Regions from separate parts of the Mus musculus genome. Here region 1 is linked to region 2. A link is a loop called in an ENCODE intact Hi-C map of the cell type or tissue named here. Cell type or tissue: heart. All regions are shown on one strand.

Region 1 (8,000 bases), 410 kb after region 2:
AATTTGAGTATCATTGGTCTATTTGACCTATAGAGTATCCTCTTTCTCAGAGAATCACCCACAGTGGGTTACCTCACTTTGTGTGTTTATTTTTTTTCATTTCCTTTACATTTTGGCTGTTAGTGTTCCTTTTTTGTCTCCGTGAACAGGGAATTTTATATGTGAGGCTTCAGTTGGTATTGATAGAAGTTGCCCTCTGACTGTGCAGATTGACATAACTATCAGGGGGCAGTTGGGCATAGCTCCGCCCAGCAGAGCCTGCACAGTGAAGATGCAGCTCATGGTACTCGCTGTGGAGTGTGGCAGCACGGACCGACAGATCAGCACTCCTCCACAGCTAAGACAGCCCAGTCCTGCGGCAACACAGCTGCTTGTAAGTGCAAAAAGGTCTGCAGAGACAAGAAGTCTTCACCTAGAGCAACATCTGGGAACATCTTTGCAAGTAAGGACCTTGATAGATTGAGGAAATCATGTGAAAAAGACAAAGGCCTGATGGCAGGCGGGCACAGGAAGATGGGCAGTTAGCATTGGACATTGCCTTTGACAGGTTAGGCCTTAATGTATATTAAACGATGCTCTGTGTGCTTCCCAAACACAAGCCTGTCTTGATCGGTAGATACTGTGGCGAGGCTAGCTCGTGAGTATTCCTTTTGTATCACGCCAGTGTTTTAAAGTTGTGTGTTCGTATGTCTGCTGTGGTATTTTTAAGTTCTGGGAGAAGCCTGCTGGCCGTGTCAGCTCACGGCCATCAGTAGTTACTCAGTATTGCTGCTCCACGTTTCCCAGTGCACCTTCCATGCCAGGGCAGTGGCTGCGTGCGTGCAAGCCGCGGGAGCGCCTTCCCGCTCATTTTATATGTATTTATAGAAACCAAATGACCGCAGATGGCTATATGGTGTGGTGTTAAACCAGTGGAACTCTAATGGCAATAAATATATGCATATGTGTGGGAGAGGGGAAAAGTGGAAATACAGGTTTACAGCCAGACATGGTGGGTGATAGCCCTTCAGTGTATTTCTCTGTCCCTTCACTGACCTAGAAGGATTTGAGCTGCTGCAGCTTTAGACAGAAAATGTCCACATTTGCTGATTGTGGGCCATAAATATGCTTTTAGTACTGCTTTGCTGATGTATAAATAAGAAATCTGTAATATGTACTATATGTAATTATTTTCTTTTGACTTTATTTCAAAATGTATATTTTCTGATTATTATCATGAGCTATAAAGCAAAAAGATCAATATCTGATATTCTCCCAAATAATAAATTTTCAAGATTCATTGGAGCAATACAATTGTTGCTTGCTTTCTTATATACTTAATACTTAAAGATATAATATTGTTTCCTTTGAAAGATGCCAAAGAAAGTAGGTCTATGTATCAGTGATTAAAAAAAAAAAAAAAAAAAAAACAAAAGACCTTTCTCTGAACATACTGTTAACCCTCAGAATGGTCTCTTACACAGAGGTACAGCTAGGCCGGGGGTGCTCAGCAGGTGAGTAAGAACTTGGCACACAAGCACCAGTCCTGGGTCCATGTCCTCAGCATCCCTGTGTAACATGTCACACCACTAGCATCAATACTGGCGAATCAAAGACACGTGGACGGCTTGGGCTCATTGACCGGCCGGCCGAGCCGAAACAAGTTCAGTGGGGATGGAGGGCCATTGAGACCAGTACCTACAGTTGACCTCTGGCCTCCGAACATGATGTGCAAATGTGCTGGGGCTTGCAGAAGACAGCATCTGCATCTTGCCACCTCTGATGTGCAAGTGGATCCATGTTTGCAGGAGTGTTTTTAAGTAGAGCTAAGGCTAGGTTAAGAAAATACACATGAGTAACATCATGCTATAAACGTAAAGAGGAAATGAGGAGACTTACTCAGTTCTGACTCCTAGTTGGAAGCTTTAGACTTTTAATGATCCACCCTGCCCTCGCTAAAGCATGTGTTAATGGCTGAACAAAACAGTGTCCTCTTTTACATAGTTCCTCCCTGGCCACTTACATTCTTCATGTGGGGTGACATAGGAGATGCCAGTGGGGTATGTATGTAGTAAGCCCTACTTATGGCCATACTGGGCTGAACTTGACATGGGTCCCCCACTTCAAGGATTTTACCCTCTCATGAGGAAGGTGAACCTCACTACCACATGTTAAGCTCAGTTAAATGAGCAAGGGTTCCAGTGTCATGGGACGGTGGCCAGAAGGGCTTCCCCATCAGCCCAAGCATCAGGACCCTGGAGCAGGAGATAGGAATCAGAATGGCATCTGGCACTGTCTAGGAGCTAGAACTATGAAGGACTGAATAGCTGTGATTAGATAGTATAAGCAGGAGGGAACAGAGAGTGGGCAGACATCATGGTTATGAAGGCCTTGGTTGTCATGGTTATGAAAGCCTTGGTTGCCCTGTAAGGAGCTGGGGAATGGACCCACAGGTTCTCCTGTTTGGACATTTGGTCCTGTTTTAGAAAGTGATAGAACCTTAGGGACAGGGGCCTAGCTGGGAGAAGTGGGCCAGAGGGAGATGGGCCAGGAGGGTATATAGTGCAGCCCACTTCCGACTGGCTTCTTGCTTCCTGGTCCGCTGGATTCATGCAGTCAGCTGCTGCACACGGCCATAGAACCACTGACCTCCCCACTGTGAAAAGCTGCATAAGCAATTTCCTGATTGAGTCACTGAGGAGTCATGTGGTAAGGTACCATGTTAGAAGCGCAGAAGAGACAGCCAAAGGTGAGGGGCTGAGGGGGCAGGCAGCTGTGGGGGCTTAGGCATTAAAAAGTCCACACAGGACGCCAACAGCTACCAGGAAATAAGGACTCAACAGGATAAGAGAGCTCAATGGAGCAGCTTCCTGAGCAAGCACTCATGGGAACCTCTCTGATGTGAGTGGGCTGTGGAATACTGTAGCATCTTCTTGAGAATATTTTAGGGTGGCAAGGTTGCACGTAAGGGCACTTGTTACTAAGTGAAATAAGACAGCCTTTTAAAATATATTTATATATTTATTTTTATAGATTATATATTTTTATTTATATAATATATATTTGTGTATTTTATATAATGTATATTTGATATATATTTAATTTTATGTGTATGAATTTTGTGCCTGCATGTATGTATATACACCATGTGTGTGCCTGATGCCAACAGAGGCTAGAGAGGAACATGTGTTAGATCCCCTGGAACTGGAGTTACAGGTGGTTTTAAGTTGCCAGGTGAACAGGGAGGGCTTCATGTTGCTTTTCTCGTCCCTGTTTTGGGCACGGGTACATATATGTGCCTTGGAGAGAGATAAGTTGTATTAAAAGACAGATCTGTGGGTGCGTCCTGTCCTCTGCAAAAGAGAAAGTGAGTCCTCGCCCATGTCAGATCACGTGGACTCATGAGACCACAGGTTGCACATTCTCACACATTCCGCACTGCACTCCATGTGGCCTGGCCCCTTCTTCAGTCTCCTGGCAACAGCACAGTGGTGGGGATGTAAGGAGAGGCCTGCCAGCAGCGGACTGAGGCCTGGCCCCTTCTCACCCACACCCCTCCCACTCTGACGCTTTGTCATCTCATTGGTGCAAGCAATCTGCCTATCCACAGAAGGTCCTGCTTGGCCTATGACCCTGTGGCCTTGCCTCACAGCCAGGGTCAGGAATCAGCATATTCAAAGATCTGATCTCTGCCTTTTCCTGCTTGCATATCTGACATGAATGTTAGACACAGACACTCAAGTTGGAGGTGGGTGAGTTTTTATTTCTCAATAGACTCACTTCAGAATTCACTCCCATTCCTAAGTTGGACTTCCATCTTTGGCACAGATACATGGGAAACACAATCTAATGAAAAGTAAGATTAAATACTCTTGTCCAAATAAAAGTCTAAGGTCATCTTCTCTGCCTCCTAAGAGCACCAATGCAAACTGCCAGACGGTAGTTTAGCCTGTGGTGACTCTCCATGTTTGCTGTTTGCCACAACTATGTGCATGCCTGATAGCCTCTCTCCTCAGCCTCTGTCAACCCTGTCAGGAAGCTCCTGACTGCTGTCTCACAGAGATTGCATATACGAAGAGCTGGGACTTGCCTGCATGGAGCTTGCAGGGAAAGACTGAGTCCGTGTGTCGTTTCCCCCACCCCCCACCCCCAGCCTGGATCTTCAACTTCCACAAGTCTCCAGTATGTTCACAGAGGCTCCTTCCCAGGACTTCCCACTACAGGGCAGCAAGGTTTCACTGCCTAGTCATCTGGTGCCCTCTACAGGAAGACACTTTGTTGGCTATGTTTCAACCTAAATGTCCCCAGGATTGTCTTTATGGGTCCAATGCTTCATCCTGTGGCTCTGTGAAGATTAGCTGTACTTGTAACCATCCTGGAAGGGCTGAAGATAGTCTAAGGACATGTCTGTGCTCCTTGCTTGGCTACTGGACTATTGAAGAAGTGGAAGAAATCGGAACTCCTCTCACCCCCAGAAATCTCAAGCTGGGAGAAAAGAATCCCTTAGAGCCCGGGCCAGCCAGCGGGGAAACTTTTCTTCTGAGAAAAAATTCACAGTTGTGTAGACCACCTTACAGAAAGGAGAACAAAGAGTCAGAGGCAGCTGCGCCACCCCTGGACCAGAGCTGCCTGTGTGTGCACAGCCTGCTACTGTATTTAAAACTTAACCTGAAATCAAGACCCTGGGGCTGCTAAAACCCTCTTCCCAGTGTGGTATATCAAGTGCACTCCCTTTTTCTGTTTCTCACAATTAGTCTGCCTGTCTTGATTGCTCACTCAAGACTAATAGCTGAACCTGGTTTGTCCTGACCTGACAGAGGCCAACTCCCTGAGTCCAAAGCATGATCATCCACAGATCCCATCATCCTAAAGTCTAACATGGCTTCATGCTCTAAATTTCACTTAAAAGTCTTTTCTTTTTAATTTATATATAAGAATCATATTGGGAGAAGTTCTGCTATGGGTGTAAGTATTCTAATTTTAATTTACATATCTTCAAAAACTCTTTCTGTATCCAATGTGTAGCCTTCTTGCTTTTTCTTTACCTGTATTGCAAGTTTTTATTTTTACTTAGTTCCCTTGAGAGAAACATTGGACCTGGAGCTCCACAGGACCTATCTATGCACGCATGTTCACAAACACATGTACATAAACAAGGGCTCTCAAACGTGCACACACACACACAAATAGAGCTGGGGTACAAACACCACCAGGCTCTAGGATGACTTCTGCTGTTGGCAGAGCCTTGAATGGTCAGCTGCTCCCCAGGGCTTTTTGCATAGGCATTTAGTTCCGATTCTCCCAGGTCTGAAAATGAGTCCCATTCTGAATATTCCCAAGGCACCCATCCCTACTGATATGTATTGTTGTTTTAAAGGTGTGTAGTTAGCTTAGCTTCCTGCTTCAGTATCATGCTCTCTGGTCCCATCTGTGACTCCATGGTACTTGCTACATCTTTACAGAGATCAGTTACTGTATACACAGACCTTCCATGAAAGACAGTATTTTGATCACATTTTAAAACACACAAACCCCCTGTTCTCTCCTCCTCATTCTTGATTTCTCTTAAAACTTGCCCAATCAACATGCCCTACACAGGAAGATGGTCTCTGGCCATGCCATCTTGTGACTGTAAAATGTCCCCTCTAGGCTCCTGTAGTTCAGTAAGGGGTTCCCTGGCTGGTGGAACTGCTTTGGAAGGCTGCAGAGATTTAGGGGGTGGAGCTTCACAGTAGGAAGTGGAGCGCTAGAAGAGAGCCATTAGGTTTTATACCTGGTTCTATTTCCTGTCCATTCTTTGCTTCTTGCTTGGGGTGCCACGTGACCAGTACCTCATACTCCTTCCCTACATGTGGGTCTCCCACTTTGATGAGCTGTATCCCTGACAACTGTAAACTAAAATAAGCTTTTCCTTCCTTAAGTTGCTGGATAAACTGATGTCATCTGTAAGCTGTGGCTTCTGTAGTATCCACTTGGCTAATAAGCTTACTTCTCAGATTGCTGCCAGGATGTCCTCTCCTGTGAAATATGATACATGCACGTGCAGAGAGCAATGACGTCACTGCAAAGTCCCATCATTTCTAACTCCTGTAGGTCTGGTATGGAATTACACTTTTACCGTAATCTTTTGATTGTGGAGAAACAGTGTTGTTATTTCTTCCTAAAGACCAATATGTCTGTCGCAAACCCCACCAAAGCTTCCGTGGTAAAGAGACTTCCACAGTATGACAGCTCCCTCTGTAAGAAAGTCACACATAGGCAGCCATATCTAATGGCCAGTAGTCAAGAACATATAGGGGTAAAATAAAAACTCCCTTTATTAAACAGGGTCACAGCATAAGACCTACTGGTGATGGTGAAGGGCTATTCATCGGTGGAGCTTGGGGAATTGAGGCAGGAGGATTATACATTGAAGGCCTGTCTAAGCTAAGAATGAGTTCAGAGACACCCTGAGAAACTTGGTGAAACCTTCAGAAAGAAAAAAGGGAGACTGGGATTTTAGCTCAGTGGTAGAACTTTTGCTGGAATACATGAGGCCTTGGAGTCAATCCCCAGTGTTAACAAAAAAAAAAAAAAAAAAAAAAAAAGTAGAGAGACTGCGTGGGCATGGTAGTACCTACCTAAAACCACAGCATGAAGGGGTCTAAGAGAAGGATCAAGAGTTTGAAGCCACATTGGGCTGCATGAGACCTTGGTCCAGGGTCCACAGACCCAGCTGAAGCTGAAGCTGACTCCTGGATGACTGTGAGGTTTGTTGTTAATTTTCAACAACAGTGGAATAAGCAAAACCAGAAGAATTCGTCACCTGAGACCGGCAGCACAAGAAATTCTTCAGATGGGAAGAGACACCACCTGGAAATACAGACCCACCTAAAAGAATAAAGCGCTCCAGAAATGCAAACTGCCCAGACCTAGAGTTCAGTAACAGACCAGGGCACTGAATGAGGATGGAATCAGGGACTGATCACCAGAGGCAAACAGCAGCCAGCCTACACTACGGAGGAGGGCAGTCCCTGGAGGATGCATTTATGAAGCATGGACAAAGAAACAGACCCAACGTAATGGTGAACAGAAAATAAATGAAAGCTAAATAGCTATGTGATTGATAGATGGAGACAGAAGAAGAGTATAGATGGTAAATAGAAGAGAGAATATAGATCCTAAGTAGATAAACAGATGGATAGATGATTGATCAATAGACACGATTGAAGATACACAATAGATGGTAGATGGTAGACATAAGCTAGAAGCTAATTAGAAGATGACAGATAAGATAGAAAATTGAAGACATAGATTACAAATGACTGGTCAATAGATCACTGATAGAGCATTGACGATTGACATATTTATAAATATTATAGATTAATATATATATATGTATTAACAAACGATAGGTAGTCACTAGATGGGCAATCAGTAGATAGATGATGGACAAGTGGACAGACAGATTTCTCTGGGACAAAGACCTAGAAAAAGGAACTGCTTCGCGTGATTTTGGATGCTGAGAAACTTCACAACCTACCAAGAGAAGCTGAGGCCCCAGGAAGTATAAATCCAGTATCTAAGAGCCAAGAGTAGTCACTGTGAGGCCTGTGTGAGAGATAGGAGACAGTGTTTCTGGATCCTAAGAGTGTCCCCCCGGCTCACATGTAGACAGGTGCAGGTAGTCAGAGGTGGGGCCTCTGGGGTTGACTGACTGTGGGGCTGACAAATCCATATATGAATGGGCTACTGGGAGGCTTTGGAAACTTTAGAAGGTGGGAGAAAGTAGGTGGCTGGAGGCATAGATTGATGAGGTGTATTTTGCCACCATCTCTTCCCCTTGTTACCATGAGAACAGCCTGATGTTATGCTGTTCAGTCTTGACGCTGGCCTATAAGCAAGCACAAACTGAAACTGCAGGAGCTGTGAGTCAGACATGAAACCTTTCCTTGCAAGTTGTTTCTCTCGGGAAGTTTGTTGTCATGATAGAAAACCAATGTTCAGGGCCAAGCAGTTAGGCAAAGTAGAATTCCCCCTAA
Region 2 (8,000 bases):
TGCTATGCTGCCCGGGCTATTTCAACACTAATTACAGAATTAATATATATTTATATATAAAACTATAATATATTATAGTTTTATGTATGTCACATATCTCTGACAAGCACAAGTGAAATTCACTTTTGAAAACCCCAGACGCAATGCCATTTAAGTGATTTTAGTCCATTGTCCATTAGCTCTCTAGACTTAGTTACGTTATAGGTCTTCTTTGGGTATACACCAATGTAGAGAGGGACTCCCTGATCACATGTTAAATCTGTTGTGATTTCTTTAACCAGCCCTTCCATGAGCTACCACTGTGCAGGAGAAATCTGTGCCATATCTGGATCTTAAATGTAAAACAAGGGCCTGACGAAGTCCCAGACACCGAGGGAGGATGAGCAGCGTCCACAAACGCTGTGACTCCAGCGTGACTGACTGACAGCACTGTTTTGAAAACCCAGACTCACAGCGCATTAGTGAGGAGAGTAGAGAGTCAGATTTTCAGGGAGCAGTCAGAATAATGGCTACCTACAAATCTGCAGGCAGAAGAAACTCAAATCCCCCTCGTCACACTCTATGGCTTCTGTGGTTTTAGTGGCCTTTGGCTATAGTCATTTAGGACAAGGTGGTTCCAAGTGTGGCCTAAGTCACACTTTAGTTTGTCTTTGAAGAGAATCCATAATGTCATCTGCCGGTGCTCTATCACAAAGCAAGTGTTACTGAGGACCAGAGAGACACCTTTGTTGGTCTGTGGGGCTGTGCCAGGCAGAGGGGGGAATGGCTGAGACTTCCCCACAAGATGCAGGTTGTCATCGGCTGGTCCGTGGCATAGCTGGAGAGCGGCCCCTGGGTCCTGGCAAAACCTGTCTGCTTTATGCAGCAAACGGGCAGGAATCAGGGTTTCCAGGAAAGCCTTTCTTGCAATTGCAGGTGAGGACTAGCTTCACTGAGGTAAGAATGGAGGTGATCTTGTCTGTAAAGAACTGTGAGTTTTTATTAGGGTCTCAGGTGGACACGGGCTCTCCCTGGCCTTCTTATTAAGGGCGCATTTTCTAGCTGAAGAAGCTTACTGCCTTGTCACAGCTGGGTTTTTCCAATGGGATGAAACCCAAGGGTGTGGCCTGAAGAGGAGGTCATCTACTGTAGTCGGTGTGGCGCTGTTGTCGTCGTCGTCATCGCTGTGTGCATTGAACACTGGTACTCATTTGATGGTGTTATCTGTGAGTTGTTGAGAATACCTAGTGCTTCCTAGCTGTGCTCACCAGTGCCAGCCAGTCTGTGGGCTGCCTTATCTCAAGCCTTTTCCGGAAAGTGCTGCAAGCTTCTGCTACCAATATTTTCCTCCAAGTGTGAGGGGACAAGCAACCTTTGGGTTTGATCCCCTGAAACTGCAGCCTAAGTAAGCCTCTCCTACCTTAGGTTTCCCTGTCCGTGGTTTTGGCCATGGTTGCTGCTGTTTTAGGTCTCTCTGTTGCTGTGATAAACACCGTAACCAAAAACGTCTTGGGGAGGACGGGTTTATTTGCTTACAGGCTCTGATCACAGTCCATCATGGACAGACGGAAGTCAGGACAGGAACCAGCAGCATAAGCTTGGAGGCAGGAACCGAAGTAGAGGCTGAGGGACCCCGCCTACTGACTCGCTCCCTCTGGCTCTTGTCGGCCTGCTCTCTTATTTAACCCAAGCTTACATGACCAGCATCAGCACACCCACAGGGGGCTGGACTCTCCCACACCAATCATTATCAAGGCAGTGACTCCACAGACTTGCCAATCTGATGGCCACATTTTCTCTACTGAAGTCCCCACTTACCAAATGACTCTAGAACCACCCAGGACAAGTGCCAAACAATGCACTGCGTCAAGGGAGGAAGAGAGCCTCTGTGGGACCAAGACTGGCCTGCAGGGTGTGAGGTGTGAAGGGACAGTCAAATGATGGACATGAATACTACTGAGCAGGCATTGATTTTGGTTCATAATTTCATGAGATTTCATGCCATGATGGTGGGCAAACAATGGCAGAGTGGCTCACGGTGACAGGAGATTTGGCCAAGCTCCTCCATAACTGTGATCAGGCCAAGGTGGAGAAGGCACAAAAGGAAGGAACCACCTACAGTTTCCTATCTCCTTCAGAGGTGCCCTCCGCAGGCAGGGAAGGTGGTCTGACATTTCACATTCCAGCCCTCCGTCTTAACCTGGGTTTTGCTGATGGTGTCTCAGGAGACAGGGTAATTCATTTGAATTACATGTCCTTATTTTTCTAGCCAATTTTAAATACAAGTATTATAAAATTCAGTTTAAATCACGAAGACATGGATGGCTGAGTAAAGATGAATCTAGAGAGTTCCCAATCTGAAACCCAGCAAAGGGCAGGAGAGACGATTAAACAGGTAAGGATGCTGTTCTTCCAGACGACTCAGCTTCGGTTCCCAGCACCCACGTGAGTGGCTCACAACAGCCTGCAATTCCAACTCTTGAGATTCTGAACTCCCTTCTTTACTCTGAGGACACACACACACACACACACACACACACACACACACGCTCACACACATGCTATGCTATAAACATTCATACACACACACACTACACTGCATGCATCCTCACACACACATGCTCTCACACATACTACTGCATACATTCACACACATACATACACCCCACACTGCACACACACACTCTCTCATATGCACGCACATATATTCTTTCTCATGCACACACAGGAGGCACACATATGCCCCACACTGCACACATACACACATTCTCTACACACTCAGACACATACACACACACATACACTGCACACACACAACCCCATGCTGTGAACACTCACACACATATGCCACATAATACATACACACACCCTACAACATATACAGAAAATAAAATCTTTTAAAATTTTACTCTAGCCTGTTCAACAGGTAGTTACCGAATATCATTGTATAATGAAGTAAGAAAGAAATTCATACTCTAGTCCACATATTATGGGGGGGGGTGTTAATGGTTTTGTGGCGTAGCAAATTTGTCTAGGGATAAGAATTAAAGAATAAATTATAATTATGCTAGTTTTATACCAACGAAAGCATGAGACTGCCAAGCATGGGGAAAGAATCCCAGAAAATTATTTCTAAAGTATCTCATTTTATTCCGCATAGAAGATAGTTATTTCAAATTAAGAGTATAAGCCCTTCCATTAGCTTGTGCACCCCCCTGGGCGCAGAGATCAAGTCTTTGTGTTGTGTTCCTTGTGCATAGTTCAGCCTAGAGCATAGGCAAAGGCAAGACTCCCAAGAAACATTGTTGGGATGAATAGCTGAGCAGAGAAGGCCATGTGCAGTACCTTCCTTATCTCACACTTCCAGTCAGGATCGCAAATAAAGCCCACCCCTGACTCTGAATCTGCTGCAGCCTTCGGAAGCTCAGGGTGCCATAACTCCAAATGGCCAGAAGGGGGCACACTGGGGAGGGATAGGAGACAGCTGTTGATCAGAAACTCGGGACACCCTGACTGCTGCTGGGCACACACTGGGAGAGAGGGGTGTTGGTCTGCCTGAGGCACTAGCTGGGGGCATTTGGGGGTGACTCTAGATGTGCTGTGCAGAATGTGAGCAGGACCAAGGGCCGAAGGGAACAGTGGCCGGCTACTCCAGCATCGAGTGTTGAAAACTCTGACACTCACCTCACCATTGGGCTTGCACAAGATGGTCGTGCAGTCCGGACTGGATCGGAACTTGCTCTGTTCCTCCCAAACAAAGTCCGTTGGTGGCTGTGGCTTTGCTTCCGAAGCTGCTGCCCACACCTTAGAGAAAGCAGTTTGTTGCTGACAAGTGCTACTGCGGTTCCACCCAGAGCCACATCCGACGGTGCTATTGTTATTAATCTTTCTGAACAGATAGGGTTTTCGTTGTCATTAAAGGTGGGAAGGCTCTCCCTGCATTTGCCTGGTCTTGGCTAGAATTCCTACGTTCACATCATTTCTGTGCCTCAGCTTTAGCCTCCTGAGGACCTGGGACTATATAGGCATCTGAGCTTCTAGGTTGTTTTAAAATATAATGTAATGCTAAACAGTGACCGAACACGGTTTAAACAACCACCCAGCCCTGGCTTGTGGTCCGCAAGCGGATCCAGGATAGATATAAATGCACACTGTAGGCTTATTCAAAACACTAGGTCGTACCTTTGAGGTTTTTTGTTTTGCTTTGCTTGTTTTTGTAGCTTGATTTTGTGGTTTTCTAAAGTAATTTTGTAGAGATCTTATCTCAGTGTCATGTAAAACAAGCACACACATACTCTTGCAGCACATGGCTACAGACCAGACATCAAGGTTCAGAGGGTCACAGATGGGGGGTGTCAGGGAGAACCCCCTTAGTGCCTGCTCTCTGAGATGACCAGCTCTTTACTTCTCTTTTAAGAATCCATTTTCAGACTTAGGATTTTCACTTTGAAGGACAAGCCAGAATATGATTGCTTACTACACGGAAGAAAGCTGTGGAGAGCAAAGTACAGGCATCCATCCACGACACTACAAACCACAAAATCACATTTAGTACAAAGATCAAGTATCCACGAGGCCACTTGTGCCAAGCCACAGGCTGACAGTAGAGGCAGCATTCCCTATAGGAACCCAGCTCTGACATTATTACTGGCTCCCAGTGTTCCCAGCTCCCAGTGTTCCCAGCTCTCAGTGCTCCCAGTTCACAATGCTCTCATCTGTGCTCCCAGCACATAGTGCTCCTCTCTCAGTGTCCCCAGCTCCCAGTGTTCCCAGCTCCCAGTGCTCCCAGCTCCCCGTGATCCCAGCTCTCAGTGCTTCCAGCTCCCAGTGCTCCCAGCTCTTAGTGCTCCCAGCTCTCAGTGTTCCCAGCTCACTGTTCCCAGTTCCCAGCGTTCACGGCTCCCAGTGTTCCCGGCTCCCAGTGTTCCTGGCTCCCAGTGCTCCCAGCTCCCAGTGCTCCCAGCTCCCAGTGCTCCCAGCTCCTGCTACCCCCAGCTCACCATGTTCCCTCACGGTATTCCCTGCTTGTGATGTTTTTCTGTTCAAGGCAGCCCTGTGGTCCTGGCTTAAAGTTTCCCTAGCTCCTGACACTCCTGGCTGATAGTGTTCCCAATGCATTAATAAATTCCAGCTCTCAGTGTTCTCTACTCATGTTGCAGTCACAGATTATTTGTTCCCCAACTCACACCAATCCCAGATCATGGTACTTCCAATCCACCACATTTCCAGCTCCTGGGAGTCCCAGCTCATGATATCTCGAAAGCACAGTATCCCTAACTCACCATACTGTCAGCTCAGGCTATTCCAACCCACCATAGCACTGGCTCCGGCCATTCCCGCTTCACGATGGTCTTAGCTTCTGTTGGTGCCATCTCATGGTATTTGCAGCTTGCTGTATTTGACCAGCTCATAGCACTCTCAGCTCCTGGGGTTCTCAGCTTGCTATATTCTTACCTCATTGTATTTCTAGCCCATGGTATCACTAGCCAACCACATCCGCAGCTCACAGGATTCCCAATTCACCATGTTCTCAAATCATGGTCAAATCTTGGTGTTCCCAGTTCATGTGTACCCAACTTACTGTATTTTTAGCTCACAGTATTCATCACTCAGACCCTGGTATTCCTAGCTCACAGTTTTCCCAGATCATGAGATTCCTGACTCAATTCATTCTCAGCTCCTGGTATTCCTACATCAGGGTATTTCCAATTCAGTGTATCTTCAACACATGGTCAAGATGTTCTCAGCCCCTGGTATTTCCAGCCCCTAGTATTCTAGATCCCTGGTATTCCAGCCCCCCAGTATTCCCAGTCTATATTACTTACAGCTCACAGCATCCCCAGGTCACTGTATGTCATTACGATACCCCTAACTCACACTAGTCACACATCATTGTGTCCTTGCCCACTGTGTTCCCAGCTCGCAGTGTTTCCCGTGCACAGTCCACCCAGCTGGTGGTTTCAGATACTTACTGTCACCGTGGAGTTGGCCTGCAGTGTGATGTTGTCGGGGAACTGGTACAAGGAGACTGCGTGTCCATTCACGTTTTGCTGAAGAATGTGGTTTCCAATCTCTACTTCCTTTTCATTGGAGGAGTTGACAAGCCTCACAAAGAGGCCCTTGATATTTACCTCAGCTATTTTAATTTCTCCGAGAGAACTAGAAAATAAGAAACGAAGACAGGGTGGGTATGAATAGGAATGTCTCTGGCCCACAGTAAGAACCCCATAACGAGGTGCGTGTTTGGAATCTTGGCACTCAGAACAGAGGCAGGAGAGCCACAAACTCAAGGTCAGTTGAGTCTATGCAGCATGTTCCTAGCCAGCTGAGATTTCTTGAGAGACGAACCAACCCACCCACCCACAGAGCCTGAGTAATGAACGGCAGAGCTATGGACTCTCTTAGGCAAGAGTCTATAGAGGCCTTGAGGACGTTTTAATGATTGGGTCCTATTTTATGTGTACAGGTGTCTTGCCTGCATGTCTGTCTGTACACTGTGCATATAGTACTTACAGAGGTCAGAGTGAACACTGGGTAACCAGAAACCAGAATATCAGTCAGGAGTGAGCTGCCATGTAGGTGCGGGGGGCTGAGCCTGCACCTCCAAACGAGCAGCCAGTGCTCTTACCCACCGAGCCTTCTCCACGGCCTCCACAACTTGTGTATTTTGCAACCTGAGAAAAATAGCTTGGCCTATTGGTTCTGATCATGGAAAACGTGGCTATGATTTTTCTCAATTTTCTGCTCTCAACAGAAGACATGACATCAAGCACCCAAAAAGACACCAAAGGGCTGGAGTGATGGCTTGTTGGCTAAGCGCACTTGCTGCTCTTGCAGAGGGGATGGGTTTGCTGTCCAGAACCCACATGATGTGCACAACCTCCAATAACTCAGTTCCAGGTGCTCTGGCGCCCTCTCCTGGCCTCCAGGAGCACCACATGCACACGGGACACAGTCCCATGTGCAGGCACATACCCAGAAACATAACATTTAAGTCTTAAAGTATGGTCATCAAAAGCTAAAGCACATAGTTCTTTTCTGATAAAGTGACCATGAGGATGAAGTCACTGTGAGTTAAAAATAATTCTGAATGTGACATTATTCACACATACTATAGGTCTTTTAAAAATTTTGCCTCTTTTATTGAGAATGTAGTATGTTGCAGGGCCTACGTCAATTTCGAATCTGCAGGTTTCAGTGTCACTGGCAACACAGCTGAAGGTCGTGATATGACTGTGGTGAGCTATGAACAGCATCAATGTTTCTTGGTTGCTCACAATGGTTCACAAGTCTTACACATCACTGTGTCTTGGCTGGTCACAGTAGTTCATAAGTCTTACTTACCAAGCACTTGACAAGAACACGGTTACATTGCTCTGTCATTTCCCCACAATTTCTTATCTATAATGCTAAATTTAAAAATGGTATGGAAAACCAAGATTTCTTTGTATACATATTTGTATATGGTGTGTGTGTGTGAGTTTGCACATCCATTCGTGTGGGAGGCACATGCATTTCCTTGTGCTTGTGAGTGTGCATGAGAGACCTGAGGTTCACGTTGGCAACTTTTTCCTCTTGCCTGAGGTGGTTGCTCCTGCTGAACGCAGAACTTGCTGCTCTAGTCTGGCCAGCCTTGCCCGGGAGGTCTCCAGTCTTCACCTTCTAAGCACTGGGACTGCAGGTGGCCGCAGAGCAACTTTTACATGGCTTCCATCCCTATAGGACCAACTCCTCACAGGTCCTCAGTGGTGCCTCTGAATTCATCTGACCGGTGGGAACTGACTTGTATAGCTGCCTAAAACAGGCAAAGTGCCCTTTCCCTTTCTACCTGGTGACATCCCATGACAACACCTATGTCCTTCTGTCTGTCTGCGTGGCTGCTGTCCTCAGGCTCTCATCTGTGTGACATTGTCACAGCATCATAGCAGTTTCTCCACTGCCTTATATAGTATTTAATTAAAAAAAAAACCTCCCTCATTTTCTTTCTTCAGCGTTGCATTAGCTGTGCTTAGACCACTGTG

Evidence for each region. Peaks named below come from ENCODE experiments on the same cell type or tissue, not always from the same donor. Only the 100,000 strongest peaks of a DNase experiment are listed, where the experiment ranks them.
Region 1: it touches region 2 in a loop (6-fold over the local background); 8 of 42 quality-filtered maps call a loop at or near these places.

What each region holds. Positions count from the first base shown.
Region 1 is chr6:145,819,792-145,827,791 of GRCm38, forward strand. It overlaps Rassf8 (Ras association (RalGDS/AF-6) domain family (N-terminal) member 8), which reads left to right. Exons shown (of 5, transcript NM_027760.3): 5 at 1-1,288. Among named protein-coding and RNA genes, the nearest start is that of Gm38927, 19 kb to the right of the region's middle. In heart, a CTCF peak has its summit at 4,241 (motif pointing left); no DNase peak of the experiment used is centred here; H3K27ac peaks cover 609 bases.
Region 2 is chr6:145,413,737-145,421,736 of GRCm38, forward strand. It overlaps Lmntd1 (lamin tail domain containing 1), which reads right to left. Exons shown (of 10, transcript NM_028742.2): 6 at 5,952-6,138; 7 at 3,664-3,783. Among named protein-coding and RNA genes, the nearest start is that of Lmntd1, 17 kb to the right of the region's middle. In heart, CTCF peaks have their summits at 3,418 (motif pointing right) and 6,901 (motif pointing left); a DNase peak (open chromatin) is centred at 3,425.